Linked DNA regions of Homo sapiens: regions 1 and 2 are each linked to region 3. Evidence: chromatin contacts called from ENCODE Hi-C or POLR2A ChIA-PET data. All regions are on one chromosome and are shown on one strand. Each heading gives the region's core, a stretch centred on a gene start or an enhancer-like site at or near the end of the contact. The rest is flanking DNA. Distances are from core to core; before and after follow the strand shown.

What was found. Hi-C counts contacts between places; a loop is a spot of excess contacts on that map. ChIA-PET counts read pairs that join two places held with the same protein, here RNA polymerase II (POLR2A). Pooled maps may share reads with other maps.
Region 1: a loop to region 3 is called in a pooled map, with 2.5 times the contacts of the local background. The contact joins the promoter of HPX here to the promoter of CAVIN3 in region 3. A Hi-C loop is called at or near these places in 5 of 50 pooled maps. POLR2A ChIA-PET finds 5 or more read pairs at or near these places in 3 of 52 experiments (activated T-cell, activated naive CD4-positive, alpha-beta T cell and activated naive CD8-positive, alpha-beta T cell).
Region 2: a pooled map shows a loop between it and region 3 (3-fold over the local background). The contact joins the promoter of OR52W1 here to the promoter of CAVIN3 in region 3. A Hi-C loop is called at or near these places in 6 of 50 pooled maps. POLR2A ChIA-PET finds 5 or more read pairs at or near these places in 2 of 52 experiments (MCF 10A and activated naive CD4-positive, alpha-beta T cell).

The regions. Positions count from the first base shown.
Region 1 is chr11:6,438,342-6,442,546 of GRCh38, forward strand. It overlaps HPX (hemopexin), which reads right to left and starts at 2,646. Exons shown (of 10, transcript NM_000613.3): 1 at 2,540-2,646; 2 at 2,331-2,389; 3 at 2,126-2,197; 4 at 1,824-1,945; 5 at 15-168. The coding sequence starts at 2,622.
Region 2 is chr11:6,196,812-6,201,184 of GRCh38, forward strand. It overlaps OR52W1 (olfactory receptor family 52 subfamily W member 1), which reads left to right and starts at 2,413. Exons shown (of 1, transcript NM_001005178.1): 1 at 2,413-3,375. The coding sequence starts at 2,413. The coding sequence ends at 3,375. RefSeq lists enhancers at 2,227-2,727, 2,728-3,228.
Region 3 is chr11:6,319,251-6,323,979 of GRCh38, forward strand. It overlaps CAVIN3 (caveolae associated protein 3), which reads right to left and starts at 1,251. Exons shown (of 2, transcript NM_145040.3): 1 at 843-1,251; 2 at 1-314. The coding sequence starts at 1,226. LOC101927825 (a long non-coding RNA gene) reads left to right here. Exons shown (of 7, transcript XR_930998.4): 1 at 1-447; 2 at 4,335-4,442; 3 at 4,644-4,729. RefSeq lists enhancers at 1-664, 1,208-1,257, 1,468-1,827, 1,838-1,897, 1,928-2,017.

The sequences.
Region 1 (4,205 bases), core at 1,396-3,895, 120 kb after region 3:
CAGCCTGGACTGACCTTGGAAGAAGAGGACGCCTTCAGCTTGACATTCTCCACGGTGACATTCCACAGCTGCATCCAGTGGGGATGGGATTCCAGGAAATTCATCTTGGAGCAACTTTGGGTATCCTTTCTCCTTCTTTTCAGGAGGGTATACCCAGACTTTGTCCCCCTGCATTCAAAAGTACTCTCTTTTTGACTGTGCATCCCCAGATACTGCCACTCTGCATTTACACACATTTTTTATCTACTGTGCTTATACGATATCCTCCTGTGGCCCTACACATTCTCAGTCCATCTGTGGACAACAATGTGCTGTCCTTTTGCACATTACACACTCTCAGTTTGTGCAAATCCAGTCACTATTACTATAACACACATGCCTCTAGCTCTGTACCCAGACACTCCTGTGGCACATTTATCTGCAACACTATCAGTGTTGACAAACATATCCACAACTGTTCATCCTGCAATCACCCATACGTTATTTCTTCATTCATTTCTTCATTTATTTATTCATTCATTCATTCATCCAAGAAACAGTCACTGAATAACTACTATATGCCAGGCATTGTGAGAGGCACTGAGGATAACAAGACTCTGTCTTTCACTTCAGGAAGTTCACTGTACAAAAGCAGAAAGGACTCCTGCAATCCTAGCCATGCAACTACCAAGGTGTAGTGTAAAGAGTGCACTGAGAATATAGACAGAGTGCCTAAGTCTGCCTAGAGAAGTTGTGGAAGGTTTCACACCAAAGAGGAAGCATTGGGCCCAAGAGCTGAAAAATCAGCAGGAATTTTCCAGGTTGACAAGTGAGGAAAGGGTGTTACCAGCAGAGGGAGCAGCATGCAGAGCCCAAACATGAGGAAGCAGTGTGCTCCAACCTCATGTAGATTCGTATGGCTGGCACACAGTGAATGTGGCAGGGGAGGAGATAAACCTGAGAAGATAACCAAGGCCCAGATCATGAGACCCTGTGTGCACTTGGTTTGTAGTAATCAGGCACATTTTGGGGTCATTTACTGAAACAGGAAACACAGGAGGAAAGGTTGGTTTGTAAAGAAGATGCAAAGCTTAGTTTGGGGGATGCTGAATTTTAGGTGCCTGTAGAACATACAATTGGAAAGAGATGTCTGGAGCTCAGAAAGTAGATCTAGATCCAGTGTCCACAGCATAGATATTCCTCAGAGCCAAGGTGATGGTTGAGATCACTGAGGGAAGGTATATGGAAAGGCTAGGATGGATCCCCAAGGAACATTAGGGAACTGGTTGAGATAGAATGAGACATTTGAGAAGAGAGAGAAAAGAGGCAGGAGGGAAAACAAAGCCGACAGTCAGGACTTCCCCAACCACACAGCACCTTTGGCAAGGTAGGAAAAGGCACCCCTTCCTCTGAGCAGACACAGCCTGGGTCACATGGGACTTGGTGAGCACAGCAGACTGGATTTCATGCTCCACATGCTCTTCTAGCCAGGTGCCATTGTGTTGGGAACAACTTGCCTTGCCCTATGAAGAGGACTTGATACAGGGTCATGGAAGGCAAGGGAAGCAATTGCCAGAGAAAAAAAGGATGGCCAGCAGTGTGAGGTACAGCAGAGCGGTGTAGAACTAAGACTAGGACTGAAGAACAGCCACTGGATGGTGCACCTGCCAGGCCCACACGCATGCACACTCCCTTAGCCCAAGCTTTTACAGGAAAGGAGGGCACATGGGAAAGAAATCTGCTACCTATTGCTATGGGCTCCATGCCAAGGCCATTTGGGGGAAGGGTCCCCAGTGTCGATTCCAGCCCTTTCCAGCCTGGCCCTGATTTTGGCCCAGCAGTACCTTGATCAGAAAGACACTGTTGTGACCTTGACGGAATGCAGCATCCACAGGGCTGGGGAAATTCTTCCATCTCTCTGAGATTAACTCCCGGTCCCATTTGTGACTCTTCCACACAAACTCCCCTGAAAAAACCCACACTCACTGAGGGGCCCAGTGAGAAACCTTTGACCTACTGAGATAGCTTGAGAGAAGCTGTCAGTGATACCATCAGATAATTCCTAAGACCTCCCACAGACAGGGACACCCTTTGTGAAGGAGAGTAAGTCTAAGGTCCTAAACGCCCTAACCTCAGTCCCTCCTACCTTTAAAAAACAGCATGGTTCCATTGTCATCCAGGGTGGTAGCATCAAAGCTCCAGCCATCTGAGCAGCGTTCTGGGGTGGAGGTAGGGAGATGGCAAAGTAAAAAAAAAAAAAAAAAAAAAAAAAAAAAAAAAAAACCAGAAGGTGATAAAATGCAGAGACACAACCAGACAGATAAGACAGACTTAGGGAGTCAGGGCCTCACCAGTCACGTCTGGGTCTGGCTTGGTCTCGCCTTCAGCAACATTCCCATGGGCACTAGTCCTAGGGAGAACAAAATAGATATCTTGATCCATTGGGACCGATCCCTTTCCCATAGCCCCTGACCCCAAATTTGACCGAGGCCTAAAAACTGGCCCTACCTTACCCTAGCCCAGAACTCAATCCTTCGCTTCTAGTCCCAGCTTTACTCACGGAGGAAGAGGGGTGGCAATGGCCAGAGACCAGCATAGGCTCCACAACCCCAGTGCAACGGGTGCTCCCAGTACCCTAGCCATGCTGAGCTGCAGAGGCCACAGGACAGCTCTGGGTGACCAGTTGAACTCCCTATATAGAGTTGGCAGCAGCACCACCCCCACCTCCAACTCTACTGGGAATGTGCTGTCTCCCAGGACTAAGCCAATATTGGCTGATTACATCACTGCAAATAAGGTCAGGGTCTGGACAGAAATCTGAATCCAAGACTCCTTTTTCCCGGCAGCTGCCCCCCAACCCCCTTCAGCAATTTTCAAGCAGTAACTGGGCTACACTGCTGACGTCCAGCTGTGACTCTCACACTGGCAATGGGTCCAGGCATCCATAAGTCAGGGAAGTGAGTAGACTGAGGATCACCTTTTGTGATTGAGTTTATCTCCACAATGGGGGAGGTGAGAAAAGGAGGGAACTAATATTGCTGTGTACTGTGTCAAGCCCTGCTCTAAGGCAGCTAGAGACAGCAATACTTACTACTTTTAGTAACCACACACACAGATAAACTTACTTAGAAATACTCAGAGAACAGCTTTTTCCAAGCTTCATCAGGGGCCTTTCTGGGGCATGCCCAAGCCTCTTCAGCTTTACCCTTGGGCTAGTGAGTCTGGGGACAATAATGTCTCACTGTTGTCAAATGTCCAAGCCCCATGCCCAGCCTCTCGCCTTCCCTGACTGGCAAAGGGCTTTGCAAAAAGTGCCTGGAAGTGAAGGGTTGACAGTAATGAGGCAGAAACAGGAGGTGTCTCTCTTCCAGAGAGCACCACCACTACTAGTAATTAGTCTTTCTTGGTAGTTTCCACCTTGGGGGAAAAAGCTTTATTTAACCAACCCAGAACAAATAGAACTGTAACTGGAATTTCACAATATTTCTAGCTGACTCCTGCTTAAATGCTACCTTCTCAATGAAGCCTTTCTTGACCACCTTATCTAGCCATTTCAGACCCTTGCTTGTTTTATTTTACTTACTAAAACTTGAAATTCTTTCATCTGTCTACTTATCTGGTGATGGTTGTTGTTGCTTTGCTTTGTTTTGCCTGTCTTGTTTACCATTATATATCCCTGACTCCTAAAATAGTGCCTGGCATATAAGAGTTGTTCCAGAAATATTTGTTGAATGAAAAAAATGCAAAAATGCATTTCAAGTACTGAGTAGTGTTGCTAGTGTTGCAGCCAAATTTCTGACAATTTCCCCCCCTCTAGGGTAGGAGAATATTAGGAATTGGGGGTAGGTTATGGTAGTAGGCATAATGAGATCTAGGAGTCACAGACGCCCTTTATCTGACAGTCCTGTTTCTCTCTCCAGTGTCTCGGCCCCACATCCATCTCTTCCTGGGATCTCACCTGCTATCCTCAGTACTTCCTGGGCCCACTCCCAAAGCTGCCCCATTTCTGTGTGAGATTTGCCTAGTGAGTCAGAAAAGAATTATGGGCAGACTCAGCTATGGGCCAGGATGAAGTTCCAGGACCCCTGCTCCCTAGCCAAGGCTGAAAGGGCCCTGATCCCTCACAGATGGCTCCAGACCCCTGACAGTCCCATATATAATCTTACCAAAAGTCTCAGATCCCTTTTCTACTCTGCGAAGTTTCCTTCCAACAGGAAAACACACAT
Region 2 (4,373 bases), core at 1,163-3,662, 120 kb before region 3:
GAGATTCAACTAGTTCTGCTATAATGCTAGTTTTAAAATACAAATTATTCAAAGACAATTGACATATGTATTAGGGGACTGAGAATAATGTGAATTTCGTGTTTGCTTGCATGTAACTCCACTTCCAAGAAAGTAGGTGAACCCAGAAAACTGAACCCAGCTGAACTGAGCTGAGTAAGAAAGCTCAACATGCACACATGCACACACCTCAAACATCGATCAGCTACTTCAGTTCACCACTTGCGTTATGAGCCACACCCATTCACATCTGGTATTACAACTTTCTGCCCAATTTCATTTTATTGGATTTATTTTTTAGAGACAGGGTCTTACTCTATCACCCAGGCTGGAGTGCATGGCATGATTATAGCTCACTGTAGCCTTGAACTCCTGGGATCAAGTGATCCTCCTGCCTCGGCCTCTCGAGTAGGTAGAAGTACCAGTGCACACCACTGTGGCTGGCTAATTTTTTTAATTTTTTTGTAGAGATGGGCTCTCACTGTGTTGCACGGACTGGTCTCCAACTCCTGGGCTCAAGTGATCTTCCTGTCTTGGCCTCCCAAAGTGCTGGGATTACAGGTGTGAGACACTGTGCCCAGCCCATCTTTTTTTCAAATGTGTCACTGATGAAGTTTTTGAGTGTTGTGCCCCTAACTTCATTTTTCCAATAGGCCCTGTGGTCTTTATTGTATGACTTTACATAGTGTGGTGAGTTTAAGTCTCCTTATAATAGAAAGAACTGTATTCAGTAGACTTGTGGTTGATGGTGAATAATTCTTTTTCTTCATGGATATCTAAAGCTCCTGAAACTGTAGGAGCCCCTATTAGTCAGCAAAAGCTGTTTGGACTAGCAGTCTGTCCCACACTTAAAAGCAATATATATTTATTCATAGCTAACTACATGCCAGACATTGTGGTAAGCAGTAGAGACACTGTAGCTAATAAAAAGCAATATCTGCAACTCTTTTTGTCTCGTGGGGAATTGAGAGACAAGAAATTACAACAGAGTGGGCTAGATGCTATTAAAGAATAAACCAAGGAATTTTCTCCCGGACTTCAGTGAGCCAGCAAAGACCTCCCTGAGAAAGTGTTCCTTGCCCAGATCTTTCCACCTGATAGTCTCTTTCCTGGCTTGCCCCCATCTCTGCCTCCTTACTCTACTTCCTGAGTCACCAGCCCATCAGCACTGAGCAAAGAGATACAAAACAGAGTTAATGTGGCACAGGTGGGAGGGAGAAAGGCCCTGAGGGAAGCAGGTAGAACAGCCACATAAAGAGCCCCACAGGCACTGATTAAAGCGAAGAGAAGCTGCCAACACACAGTGCTCGAGATCTTTCCCAGTCAAGCCTTCTGCTGGTGATTTCTTCCTCATTCATTTATCCATTCAACATGTATTAAGCTTCTTAGGTGGGCTGGATCCCACCTAAGTCAATCTACTTGTCCTGCCTCCTCCAATGTCAGAGATGCTTCTTCCTCAGATGGCTGCTACTCTGAGTTGAGTGCCATTTTCTCCCTCTATGTCACCTCCACTCGCTCTGGCATGCCAGGAATGAGACTCTAGTGGGACCCACTTTTGTACCGTGAAGAAGGAAAGGAAACGGAGAAGAAAAGTCCCGTTTCGTACTGCCATCTCTCTCTCTGTTGCTTCCCAGCCCCAACTTCAACTCTCCAGCTGGTGTTCAGCATCAAGTTCAGAACGTAAGCACCCTGCACCCCAAAAACCCAGCAAGTTTTCCCTTGCCACACCAAGCTCCCAGATTCACTCCAGATTCCATCTGCCTCCCACTACGGTTTCTCCCTTTCTTTATACTCTGCCTCCTCTCTTCCTGGATGGTTGGTGCTGAGAATGGGCAATTGCTCAGAGCTGGGCAAACCTTAATATCACTGTACCCACCAGGCCTATACAGCTGAAGAAGCTGAGGTCCAGAGATCTTGCCCAAGGATACACAGGCAGGGACAGGACAGCCGGAAGCCTGATTCCCCACCCTGCCCCCAGCACTGGCTTTCTCCTCATATAGAGACTGAGACTGACTCTATTTGGACCCTGAGGAAGAAAAGTATTCATCTCCACTCCACCCTCTGCTGACATCCAATTAGAAGGCTCTCTCAGGCTATCTATACCAACCACTGCAGCAGGCAGCCTCTTCCTCACTACCCCTTCCTCCCACTACAATACATATAGACTTTTAGGAGCAAAGGATTCTCCTATCTTAGCTAGAATTGCGACCTTAATTATCCATCCAAACCCCCCTAACCAAAAGTTATAAACCTGTGATCCTCCCAGCCCTGCACTACTCCTACACGTATGCCATGGATGGGTTTGTGCCACTGTGAGACCCCCAAAATCTCTCCCCTTATCTTCCCTGTCAGGAGTCATGCCCCCATGAGCCCTCAAGTTGTGCCCACCACAGAATGGCAGAAACTCTACAACTCAATTCCACCTTCCTACACCCAAACTTCTTCATACTGACTGGCTTTCCAGGGCTAGGAAGTGCCCAGACTTGGCTGACACTGGTCTTTGGGCCCATTTATCTGCTGGCCCTGCTGGGCAATGGAGCACTGCCGGCAGTGGTGTGGATAGACTCCACACTGCACCAGCCCATGTTTCTACTGTTGGCCATCCTGGCAGCCACAGACCTGGGCTTAGCCACATCTATAGCCCCAGGGTTGCTGGCTGTGCTGTGGCTTGGGCCCCGATCTGTGCCATATGCTGTGTGCCTGGTCCAGATGTTCTTTGTACATGCACTGACTGCCATGGAATCAGGTGTGCTTTTGGCCATGGCCTGTGATCGTGCTGCGGCAATAGGGCGTCCACTGCACTACCCTGTCCTGGTCACCAAAGCCTGTGTGGGTTATGCAGCCTTGGCCCTGGCACTGAAAGCTGTGGCTATTGTTGTACCTTTCCCACTGCTGGTGGCAAAGTTTGAGCACTTCCAAGCCAAGACCATAGGCCATACCTATTGTGCACACATGGCAGTGGTAGAACTGGTGGTGGGTAACACACAGGCCACCAACTTATATGGTCTGGCACTTTCACTGGCCATCTCAGGTATGGATATTCTGGGTATCACTGGCTCCTATGGACTCATTGCCCATGCTGTGCTGCAGCTACCTACCCGGGAGGCCCATGCCAAGGCCTTTGGTACATGTAGTTCTCACATCTGTGTCATTCTGGCCTTCTACATACCTGGTCTCTTCTCCTACCTCACACACCGCTTTGGTCATCACACTGTCCCAAAGCCTGTGCACATCCTTCTCTCCAACATCTACTTGCTGCTGCCACCTGCCCTCAACCCCCTCATCTATGGGGCCCGCACCAAGCAGATCAGAGACCGACTCCTGGAAACCTTCACATTCAGAAAAAGCCCGTTGTAATGTCCAGTGGTAACAATGGAGCCTAAGAGTGGAGGTGAGGGGACAATCGGAGGGGAGTCTGGGGGTGTGGATCATGTTATTTTCATCCCACTGCATATGACTGTTATCATCATTTAACAGGTACTTGCTGTGGAGTCCCTATGTGCAACACTGGCATCTGTAGACTTTGACTTAAACATGTATTCTGCTTGGGAGGAGGCAGGAGGTAGAGGTCAGGGGGCTACACTACCATGCAGGAAAAATTAGTGAAGGACCATAATAAACAAGATCTAACAACTCCCTTTCCTGCTCCCCACCTCCATTATTTCAACCTAAGTCTGCCCACGTTTCCACACAAAAGCTCCTCTATAGATCCCAAACTTGAGGGAAGTGCTTGGCACTGCCGCAGAGGGTGGCGCTGTCCCTGGAGTCAAGTGCTTGGGCACCCGTCTGAAATCACAGCCCTCTCTACTCCTGGAGCCAGATTCTGTTTTCAGACTGCCCTCAGGAAACGAGTTCTACAGGCTCATCTCCTGCCTTCCGATAAACTAAATAATGTGCCCTGTGGTACCAATTTGGCCACTTCAAATTCAAAGAATCCTCTTTTGGTCTCATGTGTAATTACTATTCTTCCTTCCCCCAACTCCCACCAAAGCCCCCAAAATTAACAGCTGTAACTTCTTCCCCTGTGACTGCAGCTGCAGAGGTCAGGGGTCCACTGAAAGAAATGTTGATATCCCAGAAAATCACTGCAGCCACATCATCTGATTGCCTGAGGCTGAATTACTATGGTTTCTTGTCAATCTGCCCTTCTGTGCACCCTCAACAAGAAGGTATAATCCCCAGATAAAATCCCCATAGGCACCCCCATTTGTCTTGGCCAACATCATTAGAAGCACATGATGTTAGTGCAATATGATGAAATGAAACATTTCACACTTCTGTAACTGTCAGGGCAGCAAGAACAGGAAGTGCGGTGGTGTTGCCCAACAGGGGATTCATTTTCAGCTAAGACACCA
Region 3 (4,729 bases), core at 1-2,500:
TCCAGCGTGGGCTCCAGCGCAGGCTGGGCTTCCGGCTGGGCTTCAGCGCTCCGGCCAGGCCCAAGGCGAGGCGGCTTGACCGGGGTGGGCGGTGGCGCTGCAGGGCCTTTCCGGCCCGAAAGGGCCCTTCGGAGGCTCTGTACCTTCTGCAATCCGGTGCGCCGCAGCCGCTGGGCCCTGGACTCCACCGGCTCCTCGTCCGAGCTCTCTCCAACTTCGGCCTCCAGCTGCTCTGGGCCCAGCTCGGACTGGTCCGCCGGGCCCAAGGGCTCTGGTGCCTTCTGGAAAGCGCTGGCTGGGACTTCACCCTCCTCCTGCATGTGACGGACACAGCACTGATCCTGGCAGCTCCTTACCCCCAGCAGCCCGAAACTCACTCCTTAATTACACAAGGGAAACCTTTTACCTCCGCAGCCAGAGTCTGGGGGGAAAGGCAGGCGTGGGAAGGTAAGGGGAGGGAAAGCTGCGTGCGAACTGCAAAACGCTGTAAAGTAGGTGAGGCCTGGTGAGGGGCGAGAAGAGGATAGTGCCCGCAGTCACGGAATGCCCTTTCAACCACCGTTATTTTAGGGATTGGCTGGGACTCAGACCAAATTCTGCGGACGTGGCCTGAGCTAGAGCTGGGCGGGCTTGGATTGGCCAGGCGGGGCTCAGGCGTGAGAGGGAGGGATGGGGCTGGGTCTTGGGAAGTGGGTGCGGCTCTGTGAGTCTGTTCCACAGCAACAGACGGCGGGAGGGGTCAGGAATGTGGGTGTGGTAGGTGGATGGAAGCGGGGAGCCCCCAGCTGGTGGCCCACAGGCCGGCAAAGGCCTCGGATTGGGGACCGTTTGAGGTCACTGACCTTGAAGAGCAGAACGTGGAGCTTCCCGCGCGCCACCAGCAGCCCGTGGTTGGCCTCCAGCCGCTGCACCTGGGCTGCGCGGCGCACCGCGCGCTCTTGGGCGGCGTTGGCGTGCGAGCTCACGCGCTCCGCCTTGGCCAGCAGCTGCGCCAAGGTGTTGCTGGTGGTGTCGTGGCTGCGACTCAGAGCGCCCAGGCCGCTCTGGATGCGGCGCACGGACCCTGCCAGGCCTCCCTGCCTTCGAGCCAGGCCTCCCTGCCGCTCCCGCAGAGTCTCCAGCATGGAGGCCAGCTTCTCCAGCAGGGTCACCACCGTCACGGCGTGCACGGGACCCCCCGCCGGCGCCTCGGGCACAGGCCCCCGCTCCAACGCACTCTCCCTCATGATCCCTGACCGCTCTGCTCCGTCTGCCTGCAACTGCTGGCCGCACTACGGTCAGGGGCCTCCTTTCCCTGGCTCCTCCCCAGCTCCAGCTGTGACTCAGGCAGGCGGAGTTGGCCTTCTGGGGCGGCGGGAGGGCGCGAGGGCGTGGGGATGTTGGCAGCGGGGTCTCTTGAAAGCGTTTCGCCTTCCGCTGTCCCGCGCCGGGGGCCTGCTGGGAAGCCTGTTGGCCCCAAATCGGCCCCCTGCAAACCCTCTCACTCTGAGTTTGAGTTACCCTCCTCCGCTCCAATTCCCTGGTGTGCCTGTTTCAGTTCTCCACTGCAAAGGGCGAGTCACGGAAATTTTTATTTCATGCATCTTAGTGGGCGCAGAGACTGTGTTGGCACGGCAAAGAGATAACCAGAGGGGCCTCCGTCGCCGTCCACTTTCGGCCTCCCACACCAGTGAAGATTGCCCCCAGGCTGGATGCAGGCGACAGGGAGGCCCTGGAACATTCTGCTTACAGATCGCGAACTGTCAAGGCCCGAGGCCCCGCTTTGTGACTTGGACAGGCTGCTCATTGTGGGCTGGCGGGCGGGGCATCCTCTGGTGTTTTCCTAATAGTCATCTCCAGGGTTTAGCCTCAGGCTTCGTTTCCTGCTTCTTTATTTCGTCCTCTTGGGTAGCATTATCTGGTTTCTTTTCTCTAGTTTTCTGCCCTCTCTTTCTTTGGGTTTCACTGGTAAATCTCAGCCGCCCCGGCCCCAGCACCCAAGCTTGGAGGATAAGCAGGACACCTTCACCTCTTTTAAAATCCTTAAAAGCGTTAGACTAGGCACTGGTCTTTGCTTTGATAGAGGTTACTTGGGCTCCTGCCTGACTTTTTTTGCTTGTTTGTTTGTTTCTTGTGTTCTGTGGAACTGCGGAGAGTAAAGATTTGAAATTGCTGCTGCAGAGAGGGAGAGAGTGGGCATGGAGGATCCAGTTAATGATGTGGATTGTGAATTTCTAATGTCAGCAGTTCGAAACATCCCATGCCTTAGCCGGGCGCGGTGGCTCATGCTTGTAATCCCACCACTTTGGGAGGCCGAGGGGGGAGGATCACGTGAGGCAGGGAGTTCCAGACCAGCCTGGGCAACATGGCAAAACCCCGTCTCTACTAAAAATACAAAAATTAGCAGGGCGTTGTGACACACGCCTGTAATCCCAGCTACTCGGGAGGGCTGAGGCAGAAGAATCGTTTGAACCTGGGAGGCAGAGAATGCAGTAAACCAAGATTGCTCCACTGCACTACAGCCTGGAGGACAGAGCAAGACTCCATCTCAAAAAAAAAAGAAAAGAAAAAAGAAAATCCCGTGCCTTGTTTGTAGCAATACTTGGCAAACCGTCTCACAAATGCAAGTAATCCATTAATCCTGATGATCTCTCTCCCTCTTCCTCTTCTCACTGAACCTGTGAGGGCCACTTGTTGACAACTGTGGAAGAAACTTGTGTCACTCTGGAAATAGTTACATGGGCCTGAAGTGCCACAGACGTGGGCAGCTAATGCCAGAAATCTGGTGATGCTAAGCTGATGGCTGATTTCTACAAATACAAGGCCATAAGCCTGACCCCTGCTGCTTAATACAAGAGAAAATAAGCTCTCTTGGGAATCTGGTGGGAATCACCATCTCTTCCAGTGAAACTACATTTACCCAGAGAGATCCATCAGGGATGTACCAGTTAAAATGCTTTCAGACTGAGGGAACAAAAACTCAATTCAAACAGTACTTAGTAACAGGAAACTCAATTCAAACATAATTGAAAAAGAGGATTGGTAGAGTGGTGATTAAGTGTGAGTCATTCACAGCTCCAAATCTGGTTTTCTACAGTTCTCTCCACTGCTCAACTATGAGCCCCATCCCGCACCTCTCACACTCCCCCATGTCCCCCACACACCCCCTACCCATGTGTATGTGCCCACATACGCACAGGTGTCAGCTTCATTCCAGGCCTCACAACTCTGCACAAGATCTTAAAAAAAAAAGGGGACCATCTTAAAATTTAGGACATTTATTTCCCAGAAGCCTCCCAGAATTTTTACACTTGCCTTCCACTGGGTTACATGGCTTTTCCAAATCCAAATTCTATGGCTACAAAAATGACATGCATTGATGGGTTTAGGCCTATGTTCCCTAAACAATCACTGACAAGAAATCTAATAATTGGCTTTTGACAAGTTAGATCAATTCTGAAGTAGAGTAGATTCAGCTTCCCCAGGAGTATTAGGGTGGTATGGGAGGAAAAGTGGATATCTGTACAAAAATCTGGGTACTACTGGGAATGGATATTAATATTACAGGAAGCCTATGAAAGAATCACCAGCTTTGATGAGTGGGGCTAAGGAAATTCAGTGCATTTGGAAGTAAGAAGTACTTGCATAGATACTTGGATAGATTTGGATAGATTTTTTTTTTTTTTCCTGAGACCAAGTCTCGCTCTGTCACCCAGGCTGGAGTGCAAACGCGCGATCTTGGCTCACTGCAACCTCCGCCTCCCAGGTTCAAGCAATTCCCCTGCCTCAGCCTCCTGAGTAGCTGGGATTACAGGCACGCGTGACCACGCCCAGCTAATTTTTGTAATTTTAGTAGAGGCAGGATTTCACCATGTTGGTCAGGCTGGTCTTGAACTCCTGACCCCATGATCCGCCCACCTTGGCCTCCCAAAGTGCTGGGATTACAGGCGTGAGCCACCGCGCCCAGCATAGACAGATATTTTTTTAAAACCTGGTAATGAAGTGGCATTGTTGTCTGGAGTAAATACCCGAGATTGGTTGTGTCACAGCTATGGAAAACTAGGACATGGACACACAAAGAGGTTCAGAGCAGAAGTTGAATAGGCAAAAGAAAAAGAAGAGCTCTCTGCAGCAGAGAGGGGTCCCAGAGAAATGGGTTGCTGGTTCCACCGTGGAATGCAAGGGATTTTATAGATGACCTTAAGGAGGCAGTGTGTCATTTACATAGGGCACAAAAGATTGGTTGGACCAGGTGTGTCATTTGCATACAGCTCAAAAAACTGGTTAGGGCTAGGTATGCCATTTGTATAGGCACAAAAAGATGGCCACCCCCACCCTAATCTTTTATTTTGCAGATGGGTTCTCTACCTGGCCAGTGCCATGTTGCCTGTTTCTTTACTGTAACTGTGGTGACAAAGAAAAGGGAAGATGGAGCCTCCATGTTGAACATACCTGGCCCCCAGGTAGCCCTTTTCTATTGACACAGCTGCTGGCATTCACCCCTGCAGGCTTCCAGCTTGCTTATCTATGTTTGCAGCTTGATTTTTCAGGCTGTTCTTTGTTAGAAAAGAAATGATTTGGGGGCTGATTTTTGTTAAAAGGGAAATTCTGCTGAGGACTCTTTTGCCCTCACTATCTGCCTAATTTTTTTCCATCTCCTGTAGCACTAACTCCCTCTCTGGATATCTGGAACAAGGAGGACCTTAAACTTAACAATAAAGCCAATGATGGTTCTACCAGTCTCCCCAAA